Regions from separate parts of the Homo sapiens genome. Here region 2 is linked to region 1. A link is a contact called in ENCODE Hi-C or POLR2A ChIA-PET data. All regions are on one chromosome and are shown on one strand. The core of a region is the stretch at or near the end of the contact, and the rest is flanking DNA. Distances in the headings are between cores, read along the strand shown. Region 1 holds the start of LINC02013 (long intergenic non-protein coding RNA 2013). Region 2 has its middle 81 kb from the start of P3H2-AS1.

What was found. A loop is a pair of places that touch in the nucleus more often than their neighbours do. ChIA-PET counts read pairs that join two places held with the same protein, here RNA polymerase II (POLR2A). Pooled maps may share reads with other maps.
Region 2: a loop to region 1 is called in a map of A673, with 3 times the contacts of the local background. The contact joins the enhancer-like site here to the promoter of LINC02013 in region 1. A Hi-C loop is called at or near these places in 2 of 168 maps with a recorded cell type or tissue (A673 and IMR-90) and 2 of 50 pooled maps. POLR2A ChIA-PET finds 5 or more read pairs at or near these places in 2 of 52 experiments (GM12878 and activated T-cell).

The regions. Positions count from the first base shown.
Region 1 is chr3:190,697,785-190,700,961 of GRCh38, reverse strand. It overlaps LINC02013 (long intergenic non-protein coding RNA 2013), which reads left to right and starts at 1,648. Exons shown (of 2, transcript NR_183762.1): 1 at 1,648-2,411; 2 at 2,812-3,017.
Region 2 is chr3:190,200,263-190,203,439 of GRCh38, reverse strand. No RefSeq gene overlaps it. Among named protein-coding and RNA genes, the nearest start is that of P3H2-AS1, 81 kb to the right of the region's middle. Within about 2 kb of position 1,484, at least 4 of the 41 ENCODE cell types and tissues checked have a DNase peak (open chromatin) inside an H3K27ac peak, as active enhancers do; they include A673, where a contact is called at or near this core.

The sequences.
Region 1 (3,177 bases), core at 399-2,898:
AACTTGACATGGATGTCTATGTTTAGAAGGAATTTATGGCATAAAGGGCAAGCAAGTGCAGACGGTGTGGGTGCTATTTCAAGCTTTCATGGATCCTGGAACAAAGCAGATTATTTGAAGAAGGTTTTAATCCTGGAAAATAAATGCAAAAACAGCATTCACAACATTCTTTTCCTAAAATATGTTGCCTAGTGACCAAATTGAATCAATTGTCAATTGATCCAGTAGGAATCTCAATGGATGGTCTGTTTGACAAGGCTTTGTGAGGAAAAATAAGGATGAGCTTGTGAGGCTCTGTCTACCCAGGGGAAAGAAGTGTGTGGCAAGAAGAAATTCTAGAGAAGGAGTGGAACGGAAGACAGGAAAAAGCTATGTCTGAAAAATAAGACAGGAATAGAAAGTTTCAACTTAATTTTTTAAAAAAATTCATGTAAGATATTGAAGAATATTGAAAACATACAGCAATAATAAAAGAAATATTTTTATTTCCAGCCTTTATTATAATTAAAGTGCTTATTTTGAAGACAGCCATCCGACGGGGAAGCAAATATTAGTATCATCATCTTCAGACATTTGAGAAAATTGATTCAAATAAAGTTAAGGAATTTGACCAACGTAACAGATGATCTGGGTCCAAAATTCATTCTCTTATGAAAGAACATTATGAAAAAAGAAAATTAAAATGTAGGAAGGAAAATACTGAAGTTTGGAAATAAAGTAAAGACGTTCATTTAAACATTAATGTGCCCATATGTATTAGCTCAAGGTACCATAACAAAACACCACAGACTGGGTGGCTTAATATGAACTTTATTTTCTCACTGTTCTGAAGGGTGGACATCCCAGTCAAGACTCCAGCTGATTCTGTTCCTGGTAAGGGAACTCTTCCTAGCTTGTGGCTAGCAGACTTCTTGCTGTGTTCTCACGAGGCCTTTTCCCTTTGTCAGAACTAAGAAAAAGAGACAGCCCTGGTGTCTCTTCCTCTTTTTCTAAGGACACCAGTTCTATCAGATTAGGGCCCCACCCTTGTGACCTCACTCAATCTTAATTACCTCTGTAAAGGACCTGTCTCCAAATACAGTCACATTGGCAGTCAAGGCTTTCATTTATGAATTTTGAGGAACACAGTTCAGGTTATAGTACCATATTTTACCCTAGCTAAATGAAGTAAGAAGCTAAACGTGATACCAGAAATACTCTTTAATGCAATTTGTATAATACAATTAAATTTCATTCAACAGAGGGGACATAATCAAAAACAAATTCACCACTCATGGAAGAACAAATCAGACATCTAAGAAGACTATTAGCAAAAGATGGCCAATCCTTAGCTCAAAGCTTCAGAAACTAGGCTTCTGGAAGCAGTCTTCTAACATGACACCAGAAAGACCCTAAGGGCTAAACTACAACAACCTGAATAGAGTATCTTGATCTCATCTTTCTCAAATGTGAATTCTTCATTTCCACCCCAATATCATCCCTTTGTAGTGAAAGTTTTCATCATTTGTTTTTATCCAAAACAGACAGTAAGACAAATATTCAAGTTTTCCCAAGAAATGCTGGTAGGGGAGTAGGGAGGAAGTGGAGAAGTAAAATAGGAAATGGAAGAATTCTAGCGCAGGGGGCATTATGAAGTCATGTACCACTATTGGTAACTGGAGCTAAATCTTTCTGGGGAACCCTAGAACTCTAGTGGGACAGAGTTTATGGGTATATTATCGAGTGAGAGGAAAGTGAAATATTGATCTGTCATCTTCCTTTATGTTATTTGTTGAGGGTTGTTTCTGGGGCAATAACTATTGCACTTCTAGTTTTCCTTGAGTGTAGACCCAATATGCTCCTACAGTCAGAAAAACACAAATCCACAGGCAAATAGCTGCATGTGTTCACAGTAAGACTTAAAACAAGACCGTATTTTCCAAATTATTGTTTATCATCATGGAGATACCCAAGCTATTTCCAAGTCTTGTTGTTTCTCTATCCTCAATATCTCTAGAATACAGTCAATTTCAATATCCATAATCCTACTAGGCTAGGCATATCACCATCATTTGCCTAGACTTTTGAATATGTTTCTAGATGGTCTTCATCCTTTCAGTATGCTTTCCTCCAGTTTATTCTACACATGGAAGCTTTACTATAGTTATAAAATATAAATGTGATCATGTAATTTCCCTGCTTAAAACACTGTAGTGTTACTCCAATGTCATCTGGATAAATCCACACTTGTTATCATACTTTGGACTTCTTAGCATGGTTCAGGAGGTTTATTTCAAGTATCAACCTCTCCTACACACACACACGCACACCACCTGATGTTCCTCACAGTGAGTGTCTATCATGGCTGTAAACGTGTTCCTGCCCAAGGAAGAGGATCTCTGTAACCCCTCTCATACTTCCTATTGCCCAGGGTAAGTACCTCAAAAGAGAACCGAAATGCAGGCATATGATTCCCCTAGATGACCTTACCTAGAATAATAATATAAGCTATCTCAATACACCAATACCTTTATATATAGTATTGTTTCTTGTGATGTTGGTAGCCAGTTCCTAACTTTCTTTGCTGAACCCTGGCCAAAACATGATTTTCCAATCCATTATTTTTTCAAATCTGAGAGGAGTTTCTGCAGAATCTTCCCAGACAAGCTTCTGTTGGTGAAGGGTTACATTTTGAGGGCAGCCTCTGATTTGGAAATATATTTAAAACTAGGTTACAGGAAAACAAAACAAAACTAGTTGGAATTGAGAAGGTTGTGGGTGAGTCACACCTCAAAAAAAAAATAACAATCTCTGCTTCTCATTTCTGGCTAGACACTGGACCTGCAATGCCTCCTATGAGACTACATACAGTGGGCGTGTTATGGATGGCTGAAGCACAGCACGGTACTGTTGTAACAAGAAACAGCCTCTTCTGTAAGGGACAAATTGCCGAGAGTGCAGCTTTTGGTTTGAGTAAAACAGAAAAGGAGAAAATTGACCCACATGTGCCAATAAAAAAGAACATCATTTAAATAAAAGACCCGTATTAACCATTTAAAAATGTCAGGAATTAGAGAGTAGGGGAGCACACATTCCCCTTTATGAACTCTGAAAAAAATCATATTGCACATAAATCAGCCCCTGGTTATTTCTAAAAATTAATTTCCTTCCTTCCTTCCTTCCTTCCTTCCTTCCTTC
Region 2 (3,177 bases), core at 235-2,734, 500 kb after region 1:
AAATTCCTCATCTCCATCTGAGATGACCTCAGCCTGAATTTCATCGTCCATATCATTATCAGCATTTTGGTCAAAGCCATTGAAAATGTTTCCAGGAAGTTCCAAACTTTCCCACATTTTCCTGTCTTCTTCTGAGCCCTCCAAACTGTTCCAACACCTGCTTGTTACCCAGTTCCAACACCACTTCCATATTTTTGGGTATCTTTACAGCAGTACCCCAGTCTACCAGTACCAATTTAATGTATTAGTCTGTTCTCATGCTGCTGACAAAGACATACCCAAGACTGGACAATTTACAAAGAAGAAAAGAGGTTTAATAGACTCACAGTTCCACTTGGCTGGGGAGGTCTCACACTCACGGCAGAAGGTGAAAGGTACATCTTACATGGGAGCAGTTTAGGAGAGAATGAAAGCCAAGCAAAAGGGGTTTCCCCTTATAAAACCATCAGATGTCATGGGACTCATTCACTACCATGAGAACAGTATGGGGGAACTGCCCCCATGATTCAATTACCTTCTACCAGGTCCCTCCGACAACATATGGGAATTATGGGAGCTACAATTCAAGATGAGATTTGGGTGGGGACACAGCCAAACCATATCACACTTACATAGACTTTTTTGTCACATCTAGCTCTCTAAACATAAGAAATTCATATTGGTATATAGCTTAAAGTTGAAAACAACTCTATTTTTTCCCAATGCGTGGTAAATTTTTAAAACATCATTCATGAAATACTTGCTCTCTTTTTCCCCCACCAACTTAAAATGTCACTTCAAATATCAGCTGTCAATACTTTTCATGAGTTTCTTCCTGGACTCTATGCGATTCAGCTGGCCTACTTGTTTACTTTTGCATATTTTGTGTCTTTTAATGACTGTTATGTTATGGTGCATTTTATATCTTAAGCAAGCCCTTTTTCTTCTCCTTTCTTTTTCATTTTTCTTTTGTTATTGTTTCACATTTTCTCTTACATTTGAACTATACTACCAAGTTATAATATTCAAATATACAAACAACATTCTTTGGGGGTTTTGCCTGTGATATTTTCAGACCTGTAGCTTACTCTGGAAGATGTATGCATATTATAATAATAAATATTTTAACAATTACAATATATCCCTTCATTATTCTATGTTCCTTAGTAGGGTTCTACAATTTTCCTTATAAATATCTTGTTCATTTCATGTTAGGCTTATTCCTACTTAATTTATGATTTTATTTCCTAGAACTTTATGAGAAGGAATATTCTGAACGGGTGCCCAATATCAACCTTAAGAGAAGGATATACCTCATATTTTTATTTTCCTAGCTCTATTGCCTGGCCTCCAATATACACTTAGTATGTACTATAATTAAAATACACCTTCGGGTAAATTTCGGTTTGGTTTTCTTTTAACCCATTACTTCTCAATGTACAGTGATAACATAATAAAACAAGCCACAAGATGGCAGAATAAGCCATCTTTCCTGGACTTATAGGAAGGTTTTTAGACAAGAAACTGATCACGACTTGCTCATGGAGAAGAATAAATTATTTTATACTCCACAATGAACCAGCATACTGACAATAGTATTAATCTTTTTCTTTTTTTTTTTTTTTTTTTTTTGAGACGGAGCCTCGCTCTGTCGCCCAGGCTGGAGTGCAGTAGCGCGATCTCGGCTCACTGCAAGCCCCGCCTCCCGGGTTCACGCCATTCTCCAGCCTCCCGAGTAACTGGGACTACAGGCGCCCACAACCACTCCCGGCTAAGTTTTTGTATTTTTAGTAGAGACGGGGTTTCACCGTTTTAGCCAGGATGGTCTCGATCTCCTGACCTCGTGATCCGCCCGCCTCTGCCTCCCAAAGTGCTGGGATTACAAGCGTGAGCCACCGCGCCCGGCCAACAGTATTAATCTTAAAACAAAAACTTCAATATAAAATAAAGAAAATACTTCTGACGGTAAAAACTATTACCATAAATTATACTTTACTAAATCCTTCATTCATATACATATACGAATACTATATAGAGAGAGTACTTTCTCTAATTCTTCTTCTTTACTCCACTGCAGAACTGTGGGTACTCAGTAGAGTTTAGTTTCTCATCTTCTGCTTTACTCTATTCTTTTTGTTTTTCTCTCTTCAAATAACTTATCTACTCTGATGCCAAACATCACCTCTGTGCCCACACCCGTCAAACTGTATTCATGGCCCTAAACTCAATTTCATTCTAAAGCCTTATTTATTTATTTATTTTAAGTTACATGTGCAGGATCTACAGGTTTGTTACATAGGTAAATGTGCAGGGTACATGTGCAGGATGTGCAGGTTTGTTACATTGGTAAACGTGTGCCATGGTGGTTTGCTGCACCTATCAACCTATCACCTAGGTATTAAGCCCAGCATGCAATAGCTATTTTTCCTGATGCTCTCCCTTCCACCACCCCCACCCCTGAGGTTTATGTCAAACCTCATATATATATAATATATAATATATTTTATTATATATAATATATATAATATATAATATATTTTATTATATATTATATATAATATATATTATATTTTATTATATATAATATATATAATATATAATATATTTTATTATATATTATATATAATATATATTATATTTTATTATATATAATATATATAATATATAATATATTTTATTAATATTATATATATTATATATATGAGGTTTGACATAAAAATATATTGACATATATATACACACACACATATACATATATATGAGGTTTGACATAAATATATATATACACATATATATGCGTGTGTATATATATATACACACACACACACACATATACTTGAATTATGTTTGCAAGGTGAGTTGCTGTTCTTCTTAAAGAGGTAGGCCAGGCAACTCTTTTATTAAGAAATGACTGACCGGGTGCGGTCGCTCACGCCTGTAATCCCAGCACTTTGGGAGGCCGAGGCGGGCGGATCACAAGGTCAGGAGATCGAGACCATCCTGGCTAACATGGTGGAACCCCATCTCTACTACAAATACAAAAAATTAGCTGGGTGTGGTGGCGGGAGCCTGTAGTCCCAGCTGCTGGGGAGGCAAGGCAGGAGAACAGCGTTAATCCAGGAGGCGGAGCTTGTAGTGAGCTGAGATGGTGCCACTGCACTCCATCCTGGGCGACAGAGTGAGACTCCGTCTCAAAAA